Regions from separate parts of the Homo sapiens genome. Here region 1 is linked to region 2. Evidence: chromatin loops called from intact Hi-C (ENCODE). Cell type or tissue: mammary epithelial cell. All regions are shown on one strand.

Evidence for each region. A loop is a pair of places that touch in the nucleus more often than their neighbours do. Peaks named below come from ENCODE experiments on the same cell type or tissue, not always from the same donor. Only the 100,000 strongest peaks of a DNase experiment are listed, where the experiment ranks them.
Region 1: a loop joins it to region 2, with 8 times the contacts of the local background. A loop is called at or near these places in 43 of 110 quality-filtered maps.

The regions. Positions count from the first base shown.
Region 1 is chr4:121,459,478-121,467,477 of GRCh38, reverse strand. The region is part of intron 1 of LOC107986309 (a long non-coding RNA gene); the gene reads right to left. Among named protein-coding and RNA genes, the nearest start is that of QRFPR, 82 kb to the right of the region's middle. RefSeq lists a silencer at 4,635-4,684. In mammary epithelial cell, CTCF peaks have their summits at 2,373 and 4,607 (motif pointing left); a DNase peak (open chromatin) is centred at 4,607.
Region 2 is chr4:121,722,800-121,730,799 of GRCh38, reverse strand. No RefSeq gene overlaps it. Among named protein-coding and RNA genes, the nearest start is that of ANXA5, 30 kb to the right of the region's middle. RefSeq lists a silencer at 3,735-3,914. In mammary epithelial cell, a CTCF peak has its summit at 3,940 (motif pointing right); DNase peaks (open chromatin) are centred at 1,769, 2,549 and 3,929; H3K27ac peaks cover 1,321 bases.

The DNA of each region.
Region 1 (8,000 bases), 260 kb after region 2:
GATCTCATTCTATCCTCAGCAAACTAACGTAGGAACAGAAAATCAAACACTGCATCTTCTCACTTATAAGTGGGAACTGAATGAACACACGAACACAGGGAGGGGAACAACACACACTGGGGCCTGTCCAGGGGTGTGGTGGGGGAAGGGAGAGGATTAGGAAAAATAGCTAATGGATGCTGTGCTTAATACCCAGGTGACAGGTTGATAGGTGCAGCAAACCACCATGGCACATGTTTACATATGTAACAAATCTGCACATCCTGCACACATACCCCAAAACTTAAAATAAAAATAAAAATAAAAATAACCTAGTCCATATTGCAATATAATAATTCTTCTAAGTGGAATGGCTTTTAAAAAGTTTTTTTTTTATTTTGAGATAACTTTAGACTTACAGAAGAGTTGAAAAACTAGTAAAGAAAATTCCTGTTTTTTCTTTACCCAGCTTTCCCTAATGCTATTTCTTATATAACCATAGTGCAATTATCAATACTAAGAAATTAGTACTGATGACATGAAGTGTCTAACTCCATTTTTTGATGTCTTATCCTGACAACTTTCAAGCCTACCCTTTCCTTTTTCCCTCTCACTCAACATCTGTGTATGCCAATAAGAAAGTCAGAGTATACCTTTCTTTGACACCAATGGGGAGATAAAACTGCATATAAACCCTAGCCCTTGTGGGAGAACCCTCACCCCAATCCCATCCCAAACAATCATAAAATCAAAGCTATTTGCCCCTCCCTTTGCTCAAGCCATTTCAGACCAATCTGGGCACCGGCCTTGCTCTCCCTAGAAAGCCTTGTTCTGTGAGTAATAAACCTTTTCATACCCTCTTGGTGTGTATGGCATCATCATTTCAATATGGAGGTCAATGGTGCCCTCTGCAAGTAACCACAAAACAATTGTTACGATACTGTCAATTAAGCTATAGACTTTATTTCAATTTCACAAATTTTCCACGACGTACTTTCTCTATCCCAGGATTCAATCCAGGATCCTACATTACATTTAATTGTCATGTCTTCTTAGTTTCCCTCAATCTGTGACACTTGAGTCTTTCACGACCTGGGCAATTTTATCATGTAGATAAATGTCCTTCCGTGAATGCTTCATGTAGAATGTCCTTCTGTTTGGGTTTGTTTTCTCCTGATTAGATTGAGATTATGTGTTATCAGGAAGATTACCATAAAGGTAAGAGACGTTTCTCTTTGCATCATATCAGGAGTTCTATGATGTCGATACGTCTTATTACTGATGATTAATTTATTTATTATTTATATGTTTATATTTACATTTATTTATATTATAAAAATATATATTTATATATTAATCTTGATCACTCAGTTATGATGGTTTCTGCCAGTTTTCTCTAGTATAAAGCTACCACTTTTCCCTTACAGTGAATATGTATTTTTGAAGGAGATACTTTGAGATTATATAAATATTCTCTGTCTCCATAAATTTTCATCCACTAATTTTAGCATCCATCAGTGGATCTTGCCTGCAGTACTTTTCTCTGTGGTATTCTAGCAGTGACTTTCTATTGCTTGCATTTCGTCCACATGGATTATTTAGAACTCTTTTGTAAGGAAGACTTGTGCTTTCTCTCCCACTTATTTACTTATTTAGTTATTTATTTATATAAATATGAGTCATGAATATTTATTTTATTCTCTAGGTTTTAATCCAAATCCATTATTATTTATTCATTGTTCAAATTGTAAGTGCACTATTCTTTAAAGTGTGCTTTTAAAATTTAAGTTCTGCTTGTTCTCTATAATCTTTTTTTGTCTGCCTGGCTCCCTTGGATGAGTTATTATTTTCCATTAAGGCTCAATGGAATGCAAATCTGGTTGATGGAAAAACATAATCATTTTGTAGATAGTGGTTATTTTGTATTAATAATTCTGAGCTTTTACTTAATCTAAATAATGTTACTGTCTTTGTATTCATTTTTATGTTGCTATAGTTCCAGATTACTATTAATACTTAGAATGAAGAAATGTAGAGTTAGGGACTCTGTATAGAAAGGTAACATATTAAAAGCTAAAATAGTTACATTTTAACATCAGATTCTAACCAAGCTGCTGAATTAGTAACTGATGCCCTCCCATCTCCAAAATCAGTACAGAGGGAACTATGAAGGAAAATACTATGAAACGTAGAAAACTGTGAGAAGCCCCTGGGGTGACCCACTGAAAGTTTAAATTAATTGTGTTGGATGAGAGGCAGGCAGACAGGGCTAGTCACAGCAAAAATCACGGGAATTGTTATAGTTCTGTTATTGCTTCTACCCTGTCTTTATTATGGGACCAGCAATGCCTTCCTTCTTACCTGCACTGGATCATGTTTTGCCCTAGTGGTAAAATCAGGAAACAAAACCCCTGTGCTTGAGAGGAGCAAAAAAATACAACTGTAGGTTAATCAACTTGGTGCAGGTACTTCCTCCTTGAACCTCAAAACCAATAATACACAATCTAATGAGTTTCCTCTGCAAAGGATGAAGCCAGGACCTTAACAACTGTTTGTGGAGTGATGAGTAATTGGCTGTTTTTCTTTTTTTCTGGTGGCTGAGGCTCTTCACCTGAGAGCTCATTCCCGCCACCTCCTCCACAAATATGCACATTCTGAGTTTATCGTGTTTGAGAGGGACTGAGGTTTGGCTTCCTTAGACACATTGCCTGACACAGTAGCCCATTTAAAAATTTCCCAATTTGGAGAAAAATGAATTTACAGGCCCAAATAACAAAGTTTTTGATAACTACAACTATTTCAAAACAAATATGACATATTAGATCACAAATTCCATCAGAAACAGAAATATTAAAACAGATGGACCAAGAATTTAAAATTAAGCTAAAAAACAATGCTAGACGAGATTAGGGACACATCACTAATATGAAAGAAGGACAAAGAAACATAAAAAAGGATCAAACACAAATATTAGGTATAAAATCACAATATCTGAAGTAAAAGACATCTTGAACAGGCTATACAACAAAATGGATACAGTTAAGAAACAAATTAATAAATTGAAAGATCAGATTTGGGGAATTTCCTTGAAGGAGGGAACAAAAGAAAGAAAAATATGTATTTTTTAAATTTAGCAGTACTTATATCTGGGTAGTAGAAATCTCAGAAAGAGGGAGAAATAAAAATGGGGAGGGGGTAATACTTGAAGGCATAATGGAGAAAATTTCCTGGAATAAAAAAATAAGATGCAGACCCTCAGATTGAAGAGATCATTTAAAGACGAAGATGATAAAGGAAAAGCCACACTTAGACAAATTACAGTACAATTTAGGACCTCAAAGACAAACAAAAAATCCTAAAAGTTGATAGAGAAAAGGCGGATTGCATAAAAAAGAAAGAAGCAGCAAATTTCTATCAGAATTCAAAAAAATAAACAACTGGAAGCAAGAAGACTATCGTGTCTTTTCAAAGAATTAAAGGAAAAGAAATCTGAACTTAGAATGATATGTCCAAACTGTCATCCAAAGATCAGAGCATAATAAAAAATATTCTCAGAAATACAAAGCATCAGCAGCTGAGACCTTCACTGAAAATAGTTTTTGATGAAGTACTAAAATAAGAGATTATTAAAATCCGGGAGAATGAGAAGACAGAATAATACCTAATGTATTTTACCTGATAAAGTTTGTTATCTATAAAATAAATATCTAAGACCAAGAAAAATAAGAAATGTATTTGTAATAACAGAATTAAAAGACTAGAAAATATCAACATGATGAGTATTAGGGTAGAAAGGGAAACAAAGAGATGTCCAATTGAACCATTGTTCTTTACTTATTGTGGTGTCAGTATAAATATCAGCATTTCTTTTTAAATGTAAGAAAGAATTCAAAAGAAACAGAAAATGGGAGTCCATTGAAATATGTCCATCTATATCTGATTCTCTTTCCTTACAGGGACAGAGTAAGGATTCTGTCCCTCTCACTCTTTAAAGTTAGTCCTGTAGCTTGCTAGGACAATGTAACGAGCACAAAAGCCACATGTATCACTTCTAGACAAAACCTTTTTATTTTCATTGAGACACTGTCATTTCCTTTTCACTGCTTCAGAAATTGATAAGGCTCATGTTGAAGCTTGGTTAGCCTGGGAACCTGAGTGGCTATGATGAGCAAAGCCCCACTGCCAAACCTTCTTGGCAGCAAATAAACTCAAGGTGCAAATGAGGTCTTGGGAGTTGGTTGTTACTGCATTATAACTGAGCCCCTACTAACAGAGATGTCTGGGTCTGTTTCGAGAACATTTTTTACCCATTTATTTCTATTCTTAAGGGCTGATCACAGAAAAAAAAAATGGGATGTGTTACGAGGTCCTCTCCCTGTATGAATCAGGTACCTGAATCAGGTAATCAATTACCTGATTCCGAGACTGCCTGGTGGTATGTTGGACTATATCTAGCAATTCTTTAGATGCCTTTTCTAGAAGTGAGTTATCCCTGAGCCAAAGGGTGCCAGTGGATATCTACCCTTAATAACTAAAGTGCAAAGAAGTTGAAACAACTAGAAATACAACAGTACGTGCTTTGTTTATGAGATGCAACAGGTCTTTGAACAAGTTCCTCTTTGAACAAGTGCCCTCTAGCGGGGATGCTAAGAGCTAAAGGAGGAAGTGAGCTATTGTTTCCAAACTGAGAAGGTGCCAAAGGCAAGACAGGATGCATTCTTAGGGTCTGCTCACCAGATAACTGCTGAAAGAAATCACCAGGAGATTTTGCTGCTTGTGAGATTACTTGCTGCTAAAAGCAATTGCTTAAGAGTATTACTGGAGATGTTTAGCTGGTGTCTGTATCTCAAACTTTAATGTTCATGTGAATTGCCTGGGAATCCTGTTAAATTCAGACTAATTCAGTCCATTTGGGATGAGGGTGGAACAAAACTGAATGGTTCTAACAAGCTTCCAAGTAATGCCAAAGCTGCTGGTTCTCTGATTGCACTTTGAGTAGCAAGGAGCTAACATAATTGTTCTCAACCATGGCTGCATATTAGGATCATCTGGAGAACTTTGAAAATGCTGATGTCTGGATACCATCCTCATATGTTTTGATTTAATTGGTCTAGGAGTGGCCCAGGGCCAGGGTCTTTAGGCAACACTAATATGTTGCCAAGGGTCAGAATGACTGAGCTAAAACCTGCGGCTCCTTCTAATGAGCACAGCATCAAGGACACAGCTGGACATTAGTCCCCACTGTTATCCATAGGAGAAGGTAGAGATTCTTAGTACTTTAAAAACAAAAATAATAATTATAATTAGAGGTTATCATTTCCTGAACACTTATTATATGTCAACAACTCTACAAATTACATTAATTCTCTAATTTAATTGTTACAAATGTTATAGGGTAGGTACCTTTACTAATTCTATGTATAGGTGAGGAAATTGGGGTTCAGAGAGGCTATGTAAATTGCCCAAGTTCTTATAGCAACTAAATTAATAATGTGGAGGTAACGCCAGGCAATCTAACGCTAGAGCCCTTACACTTAGTCACTACACTGCTCAGTGTTTTGTAGTGAAGAAAATGGATAATCATTTTCTCTAGGAAACACCACGGAAACAAGCCCATAAGCTCTGGGTGGGAACTCAAATAAAGACTCTACAGAGAAGCTCTAAATACCAATTAGGTCATTGTGGGAAAGTGAGAAATCTCACACAATGAGCATTTTTTTGAACTACATGTCTATCCTTGTATGGAATATGTGCATTTAGTCTCCCTCCAGATATTTCTGCTCCTGTCTATTTACCTCTTTCCAGGTGATGTTTCCAGAATATCTGTTCCTAGTTATTTGGGGAAGAAGGTTTGGTTCTCATATACACTTGAGTGAGAGCAGGCTGCAGGGTGAATCTCTGAGGTCACCTTGCCCCTGCCAGTCTCAGGTATCTGGTCACCCTATAGCTTCTCTCAAGCTAGAGCTTCTCAATGAACTGTGCTGCTTCTGTGGGCCCTGGTGGAGACAGTGTAGGACAGGAAGGGTGCACCACCCTTCCCATAAGCAGGCACAATGCCCACTGACTGTCCATTAACTTCCAAAGCACCATTGCCCAACACAAGGCTGGCACAGGAAACAGATTCTACCAGGTAACTATTGAAGAATAACTAGAAGAGATTACAACAGTGGGGGGAATAACCTAACATTTGATGCTAAATAGCATTCTTTCTCAGAAGCCAAGGGAAAGGAAAAGGTAAATGCTTCCAGGATGTCTTCTCATAGGCATAACCATTTTACAGTCTTAGGGTTCCCCTCCTTTGCCTCTCTTCAAAAAGATAATCTCCTCTTCAGTTTCACAGAATAAATCCTCTCTAACTACAGGAAAACCTTATTTCCCACCCTAGAATTCTTTTCCTAGGGTGCTTTCCCTCTCCCCTTACTGCTAACCAGGACAATGGGACTCAATATCTATGGCTGCCCCCTTCTCAGAGGCTGGGTTCCTCTTTTGAAAACACATGGGGCTGCACCTTTGGTGGTCAGGTGCAGCCTCTGTCCTCTGCTGGTGGGACTCCAATATGTGTCGTTGCCTGCTTCCATGGCCTTGCAGATTCACTCCTGGTCTCCTGTGGTAGGTAACATCCCTGCACCAATTTCCACCTCTCCTTCCCCCTGTCTCTCTCTCAGGCACTGAGACACACCCCAATATCTCAAGGACAAACAATGCCTTGGAGAGACAGTGTAAACAACAGCGAGACAAAGGAAAGCACCTTCCTGGTGGGCTCTTCTACCTGCTAATTACTTACAGGGAGTCATATATAAACATTTCACTGCCCAAATAATGAGATCCTTGTCCACAAAATGATGCATGGTGGTTTCAGTTCTTTTTTTCCTCACCCTTTCCAGCTTCTCAGCATAATAAGCAATGCCTATAACAGAACTTAACCAAGAGTCTCCTTTTTCTGAGACACTGCTGCCCTTCATTAGAAGACAAAGCAATGCTGTAACATATGATAACACTGCTTTTCCTGCCAGTACCTTAGCTTTGAGGATGCAGCTCAGAGAAGGAAGGCACATTCGAACCGTCTCTGTACTAGCCTTTTTGGAATAGGGCATACTTCAATTTTACTGTAGCCCTGAGAAGATGCACGGTAAAAAAAAATAATCAAAGTCTTTAGTATCAGAGAGACAAGGGTTGAAGCTTCCATTCTTTATTTACTAGCTCTGGGACCTTGGACAACGTACTTAACCTTTCGATTTTCTTACCTAAAATGGGTTAATACTTTTGCCTTATTAGATATGAGGACTAAATAAAATATGCATACAATTTAGCTGGTATATAGTTGATAAACATAAATAATAGTGTCCTTCCTTATCCCTTCTAACTTCTGGGATATTTCTAAATATTTATTTTGGGGGTATGCATATGTGGAATTCTTTGTGTTCTTATAGCAGCATTCTGATACAAAATCAAATCAGACTAAACAATTTACTGGAATCATCCTTTTTAACCCTTACAAGAACCCTATGGAATTGGTGCTAATATAATCCCTATTTCACAGATAAAGGAATTGAGGTTAAGGCAACACGCCCCAAGTTATTTAGATGTGATGAGATTTTACCCTTGGAACCTGGTTAAAAGAAAGTGAGACACAAGGCAAGTAACAGCAAAATGGAAAATTACAGGCTGGGTATGGAGGCTCGTACCTGTAATCCCAGCACTTTGGGAGGCTGAGGCAGGAGGATTCCTTGAGCTCAGGAGTTCCAGAACATCCTGGGCACACTCTATTATTTAAAAAAAAAAAAAAAAAAAAAGGACTGTGGAAGAAAAACAACAATCCTTTTAATCCTGGGCTTCTTAGGACTAGAAACTATATAATTATGATAAAGCTCCCTTAATTAGGCCAAAGCAATAGTTCTGTGTGTGCTCTTTGAATTTTCACAACTGGGATTTAGCCTTTTCCTGTCTAAGAAAAAAACAGAAAAGTGACCTTATAAGAAAGCTTGAATTTAACTGAAGTTGGCAGGACACAGGTGGGCTTT
Region 2 (8,000 bases):
CTTACACCTTATAAAAAAATTAACTCAAGATGAATTAAAGATTTATGTGTAAAACCCAAAACGATAAAAACCCTAGAAGAAAACCTAGGCAATATCATTCAGGACATAGGCATGGGCAACAACTTCATGACAAAAACACCAAAAGCAATTGCAACAAAAGCTAAAATTGACAAATGGGGTATAATTAAACTAAAGAGCTTCTGCACTGCAAAAGAAACCATTATCAGAGTGAACAGGCAACCTACAGAATGGGAGAAAATTTTTGCAATCTACCTGTCTGACAAAGGTCTAATATCCAGAATCTGCAAGGAACTTAAACAAATTCACAAGAAAAAAACAAACAAACCCATCAAAAAGTGGGCAAAGTATATGAACAGACACTTCTCAAAAGAAGACATTTATGCGGCCAACAAACATATGAAAAAAAGGTCTACATTACTGATAATTAGAGAAATGCAAATCAAAACCACACTAAGATACCATCTCATGCCAGTCAAAATGGGGATTATTAAAAAGTCAAGAAACAATAGATGCTGGTGAGGCTGTGGAGAAATAGGAACATTTTTACACTGTTGGTGGGAATGTAAATTAGTTCAACCATTGTGGAAGACAGTGTGGTGATTCCTCAAGGATCTAGAACCAGAAATACCATTTGACTCAGCAATCCCATTACTCGGTATATACCCAAAGGAATATAAATCATTCTACTATAAAGATACATGCACATGTATGTTTATTGCAGCACTATTTACAATAGCAAAGACATGGAACCAACCCAAATGCCCATCAATGATAGACTGGATAATGAAAATGTGGCACATATGCACCATGGAATACTATGCAGCCATTAAAAAGGAATGAGATCATGTCCTTTGCAGGAACATGGATGGAGCTGGAAGCCATCATCCTCAGCAAACTAACACAGGAACTGAAAACCAAACACTGCATGTTCTCACTGGTAAGTGGGAGCTGAACAATGAGAATACATGGACACAGGTTGGGCGTGGTGGCTCACACCTGTAATCTCAGCACTTTGGGAGGCCAAGTCGGGCAGATCACAAGGTCAGATCGAGACCATCCTGGCTAACAGAGCGAAACCCTGTCTCTACTAAAAATAAAAAAAAAAAAAAATGCAAAAAATTAGCCGGGTGTGGTGGTGGGCACCTGTAGTTCCAGCTACTCGGGAGGCTGAAGCAGGAGAATGGTGTGAATCCGGGAGGTGGAGCTTGCAGTGAGCCGAGATCGCACCACTGCACTCCAGCCTGGGCGACAGAGCGAGACTCTGTCTCAAAAAAAAAAAAAAAAAAAAAAGAGAATACATGGACATAGGGAGAGGAACAACCCATGCCAGGGCCTGTCAGGGAGTGGGGGCCAAGGGGAGGGAGAGCATTAGGGCAAATGCCTAATGCATGTGTGACTTAAAACCTAGATGATGAGTTGATAGGTACAAGTAACCACCACAGCACATGTATACCTATGTAACAAACCTGTACGTTCTGTACATGTATCCTGGAACTCAAAGTTTAAAAAAAAAAAAAGGTACTCTTGTCTGGTTTATTACTGTTGTATCATAAATCAGACTATTTAAAAGGTCTCGCCTTTCAAAATGCAGCAAGAATCAAGGGGCCACTCCCGCATGTTTCCTGCATACTCCATGCACAAGAATCGCCTTCTGCTTAGACTGCACTTCCCCTCCTGGGCAAACTCTTACTCACTCTCCAACACCCAGTTCAATTGTTACATGCTTTTTAAAGAATTTCATGTGCCCCAGTGGCATTTTATAGATATGGTCTATCACCATGTTTACATTTTATTGTGTTAGTTATGAGTGTATCTCCCCACAAGATTGGGAACTATGTCTTACTCACTTTTCCATTTCTGGCCCTTAGTGCAGTGCTTGTCACAAAGCTTTTCCACAGTAAATGGCTCAGGGTTTGACTGCCAGAGTGGCAGTGTAGAAGCTGAAAATCTGGATTCCAACCCTTCTCTGCTCCTCATTAGCTGTATGACCTTAGCCAAGTCTTTTAAATCCTTAAAAATTCAGTTTCCTCACCCACAAAATGAAGATGATAATACTTACAACTTGACAGCAGTGCCATGATTTAAAACCCCCCAGAGATATTAGTGCCTCTTTGGGAAATGAGCTGGGTTAGAATATATGAAATTTATCATTAGAATTTTGTAGCTGGGCATAGCATGGTTTTGACAGAGGTCTCCCGAGGGGAAATTTGAGGTATTATGAATTATTTAATTATGACTATAATATTTAATAACTACTTGCCTTAAAATATTTTTTAAAGAAATTATATCCTTCAATTCCCAGAAATGCATCCAGGGGACTTTATTCAGGGCTGGAGGGAGACCTCAGAACCAGCATTCTTTGGGGATTACTGTACTTGGGACCAAAGGCTGAGGACGCCTGGCTTCATCCTCATTCATTGGGCAATGCCACAGGGAACATTTAACAACATTCCCGTGATGCTTCTGCTCTCTGTTTGTTGCATTGGAGGCAACTTGGAACAGAAAGATGATGGGCTCTGGGGCCAGATGATTCACCTACCTGTGTATCATGTTCAGGAAATTGTTTAACATTTCTGAGCCTCATTTTCCTCATCTTTTAAAAAATGAGAAAAATGGTCAGGCGCGGTGGCTCATGCCTGTAATCTCAGCACTTTGGGAGGCAGAGGCAGTTGAATCATCTGAGGTCAGGAGTTCAAGACCAGCCTGGCCAACATGGCGAAACCCCTTCTCTACTAAAAATACAAAAATTAGCTGGGACATTCCCACACTTGTAGTTCCAGCTACTCAGGAGGCTGAAGCAGGAGAATCACTTGTACCCGGTGGGTAGAGGCTTCAGTGAGCCAAGATCGCACCATTGTACTCTAGCCTGGGCAGCAGAGTAAAACTCAAAAAGGGAAAAATAACAAAAGTTCTTTCTCCCATACTTGCTTTGAAACGGAAATAAGGTCATATGAATAAAAGATCTAACAGACGTGGGGCCCATAGTGAATACTTGCCCAGTATTAGCTGAATTTTATTCATGGAGGACAAAGCACTTTCGTTTGTTTGTTTGTCTTTTTGAGACAGAGTCTCACTTTGTCGCCCATGCTGGAGTGCAGTGGTGCGATCTCAGTTGGTTCAAGTGATTCTTGTGGTTCAGCCTCCAGAGTAGCTGGGATTACAAGCGCCCACGACCACACCCGGCTACCTTTTTGTATTTTTAGTAGAGATGGGGTTTCGCCATGTTGGCCAGGCTGGTCTTGAATGCCCGGCCTCAAGTGATCCGCCTGCCTCAGCCTCCCAAAGTGTTAGGATTACGGGCATAAGCCACTACATAGCCAGGACAAAGCACATTTTAAACATCTTTCTCCACTGTGTGGTAGTATCTGGCTTGCCTTTTCACTATCAGAGGCTCTGGTGCAAAGAGCCGTGAACTCACGTATTAAATTCTTCTAGTGTTCTTAATAGGGGTATTATTTTTGCCTAGTAATAATGATCATATTCATAACAATAGCAACCACAGTGAACATATACTAAACATTAGTGTGCTTGCATTTTTCTACATGCTTCGTATATACTAACTCAACAGTACTGTGAAAAAAGTTCTAATATTAACCCCCCTTAACAGGCTGAGGTGCAAATGGATTAAGAAATTGTTCAGTGTCACTCACACAGTTGGAAACTGGGGAACCAGGATTTTAAAACAGATGTTTGCCACCAGAGCACATCTTCTTAACCACTAGGCCTCACTGTCTGATGGCTGCGTGTTGGTTTGTTCATTCATCCAGTAAATGCATATTGAGCAGTTATTTATACCAATCATTGAAACCGAGTGGATGAATAAGACACACTTTCAATTCTCAGAGAGTTCACAACTTAGTAGTCAAGACAGATAGGTAAATAAATGGCTTCCATGTAATGTGGTTAAAACAACAGCAGAGGTCAGTATTAGGTACAGTGGAAGCACTAATGTGGCAGGACTTGATTCTATGGCTAATTTCCTCCTGACAGATAAAGGGGCCCCTTGAATGAACTAAACAGTGAACAGGTAAATGGCCCTGCTACAGAAATGAGTACCCAGCAGCTGCTGTGGCTGGTCAGATGCAGGTAACTGCTGATCAGTCTAGTGTGAAACCTACTTAGAGATCATTTAGGTAGTCATTCAGCCCAATATTTTACTACTTGAGTTATCTTCTTTGTCTGAGAAAAGAAAGATAATAAAATACTATGTGACTTAGAAGCCAGGCAGTTGCTATATGTGTTCTCATGATCAATAAAACTGATAAACTACGAAACAGATACTCAACTTGTCCTATAAAAACAAAAAAGTGCTGTGGTTTTGACGTTCACGTTCTACAAGACTGTGTTTTCGTCAGTGTTAGATTGCGAGATGGTGATCTCAAAGTTTGTTCTGAGCAGGGGGAAGTAAGAAAAAAAAAGTTTTAGATATGTCCTTCCTTCTTGAAGCCACTTTCTATGTTGACTGCTTTTTTTTTTTTTTTTTTTTTTTATGAGATGGAGTCTCATTCTGTTGCCCAGGCTGGAGTGCAGTGGCGTGATCTCGGCTCATTGCAACCTCTCCCTCCTGGGTTCAAGCGATTCTCCTGCCTCAGCCTCCAGAGTAGCTGGGATTATAGGTGCCACCACTATGCTCAGCTAATTTTTCTGTATTTTTAGTAGAGAAGGGGTTTCACCATGTTGGCCAGGCTGGTCACAAACTCTGGACTTCAAGTGATCCTCCCGCCTCGGCTTCCAAAAGTGCTAGGATTACAGGTGTGAGCCACCGGGCCTGGCTGACTGCTTATTTTCTGAGTTATTAGGAAAAATGGGAAATGGCAGGGCTTCTCAGGCAGCCTGCTCACCAGGCATGTGTCTATGCTCTTTTCATTTCCTCTGATGATCTGGAAGAGAACTATGGTCTCAGAGAAAAAGCCATTGTTCCAGGAATGTCTGTCAGTAATGCATTGTGGGTTTCAACGAAGACATCACTTAAGGGATGGAACATTGGTGTATCTGCTTAGTGCCTGTGGCTTTCCCACTGAAGGAAGAAATGAGCTCCTCTAGATTCCAATATTGCACTGTGGCAAAGCATGCCTTCCCCCACCGAAAAATGTTGTAGATTTAAGGGAGACTTCTTACATAGATCTCCTATGTACCTGGGTTAAAATGTGTAGGAAGAGTCTTAAGCATTTAAAAGAGTTGTCCCAGAAACCAAGAAGGGCTTATTCCAAGCCTGGTGAAACTACCTTTGTTATGAAGCAATGTTTTGTTGGTTTTTGCTGTTGCTGTTGTTGTTGTTTTTGAGATGTGGTCTTGCTATGTTGCCCAGACCCACCTCAAACTCCTGGGCCCAAGCAATCCTCCTGCATAAGCTTCCTGAGTAGCTGGGATTACAGGCATGATCCACCACACCCAGCTCCATAGCTTGTGCTCTGAAAGGAGATATTACACAGGGATATGAAGATGAGACCGCAAAGAGAGAGGCTGTCAGGGGACATGAGGACTGTGAAGGATGGGGTTACACAGAGCTGACGCTTTCTGTTGTAGTCACTCTTAGCATTGCACAGGGCTTTTAAGTGAACTAGATTAGTGCTTCTTATCTTTTTTCCTCTGCCCCAAACACCTGAGAGACAAAATATTTGTACTAAAAACACCTGCAGGGCTGGGTATCAGAAACTCGGAGTGAATGGGGGTTACTGGAAGAAGGGAAGAGCTGAAGGAAAGAGATGAAAGAAGGAAGAACTTACGCATTTTAAAAACAGAAAAAACAGGTGAGTGGGAGTCTGCTTCCCCTGCTATGAAAAGTCACCACAATCCAGTGAACCACTCTCCTGTAGGGTGTCTTTGACTGAGTTATGTCCCTGTCCCTGAAAGATGAGTTATGCTGGTTCATATGTGGGTCATTCCTACCTATGGGTTGGCCCTAAGCTTGTTCTCTGGAATGTCCCAGAACATGTCTGTTAACTCTTCCCATATGACCATCCTCCAAATACTTGGAGTCAGGCCTCTTCTAAGACTTCTCTTTCCTTGATTAAACTTCAGCCCTTCTCTTCCTACCCATCCTACACCCTCTCACCTCAGGACTCTACTTTGTGCCAGGTGAGACCAGCTAATCTGAAAAACAAATTCATATTATATCAGCTGGTGGTAATGTTACCCTCATGTCTGCAATCACAAAACAGGAAGAAGCCTTAGAAGTCAGCTCAATCCAATTCCATATTTGTTCACAAAAAAAGTGGAGACTCATTGTTACATATTTGTTGATATTTGTTGGTGGGTCAATTAGGACCAGAATGCAAGTTTCTAAACACCACATGTAGCAGAATATGTACCAGGTCACATTCCCGGAGAGAATTTCAATAGGCGGTAAGTTCAGGTGTAACCTAGCAGAAACGAACAATTCAATAAAGGCTCCAGCCTGCTAGGGCCTTTTGTCTATTTCAACACACTGTATATAATTTAATTTTATAGAGTAAGATAATCTCCAAACCAGGGAGGCTTCTAAGTGTGTCTGTTTCTTATTATTAAGACGGTGGTTTGTTGGGGTTTTTTTTGTTGTTGTTTCCGTTTGTTTGTTTGTTTTTGTTTTTTGAGATGGAGTCTCACTCTGTCACCCAGACTGGAGTGCAGTGGCACAATCTCAGCTCACTGCAACCTCTACCTCCCGGGTTCAAGCGATTCTCCTGCCTCAGCCTCCACAGTAGCTGGGATTACAGGTGTCTGCCACTACACCTGGCTAATTTTTTTGTATTTTCAGTAGAGACAGGGTTTCACCATGTTGGCCAGGCTGGTCTCAAACTCCTGACCTCAAGTGATCTGCCCGCCTCGGCCTCCCAAAGTGTTGAGATTACAGGCGTGAGCCACCGCGCATGGCCTTTTACTGTTTTTTTGGATGAAATGCTCGCACACAAAAAGTGAGCTGCTTTATTCGTTAGTGTCGGTTGGTGGTATTTTACCTTTAAATATGTAATTTTATGGAGGTGACTTATTTTCAAAATCAAAGGATCCTTGGAGAACCAAATAAAGGGTGGGATTATATCACCTAGCAACAGCTATATCATTAACTATGAAAAAGGAAAGAAAAAAATTCAAAACAAAGGTATTGGTGTGAACATTTTACCTGGACATACATAAAAATTCTGATATTTAAAAAATAAACTTTATTTTTAGAAGAATTTCAGCTTTACAGAAACATTGCAGTGATAGTACAGAGAGTTCTGTGTACCTCACACCCAGTTCCCCCATCCTTAACATTTTACATTATTATGGTATATATGACACAATTAATGAACTAATATTGACACACTATTAACCAAAGTCCTTTTTTGTTCACATTTCCTTAGTTTTTATCAAATGTCCTTTTTCTTTCCAGGACTTTATTCAGGATGTAACATTTTATGTTGTCATTGTGTTTCCTTAGGTTCCTTTTGGCTACGACAGTTTCTTAGACTTCCTTTGTTTTTGATAACCTTGAAAATTTTGAGAAACATTGGTCAGGTATTTTGTAGAATGTCTCAGTTGTGACTGGTTTGATTTTTTTTTCTCCTGATTAGACTGGATTCTGGGGTTCTATAGAGGAAGACCACAGAGGTAAAGCACAATCTGCATCAAATTGTATCAGGTGTGTATCATATCAACACAACATCACTGTTGTGATGATCTTGATTACCTGGCTGAGGTAGTACTTGTCAGGTTTTTCTACCATGAGGTGACCAATTTTTCCTGCCTTTCCATACTGTACTATGTGTCACTATGTGTAGCCCACACTTAAGGAGTGGCAAGTTCTGTTTCACTTCCTATGATCAATTTTCAATTAATTTTTGTGAAATGAATACAGTTTATGTCTAGTTTCATTTCTTTCTGCACATTACAATCATTGTAGCACTATTTGTTGAAAAGAATATCCTTTCTCCATTGAATTGCTCTTGTACTTTTGCTTTTGTCAAAAATCAGTTGGCTATATTTATTTGTAGGGTCATTCCATTTCACTTCTTTTTGTT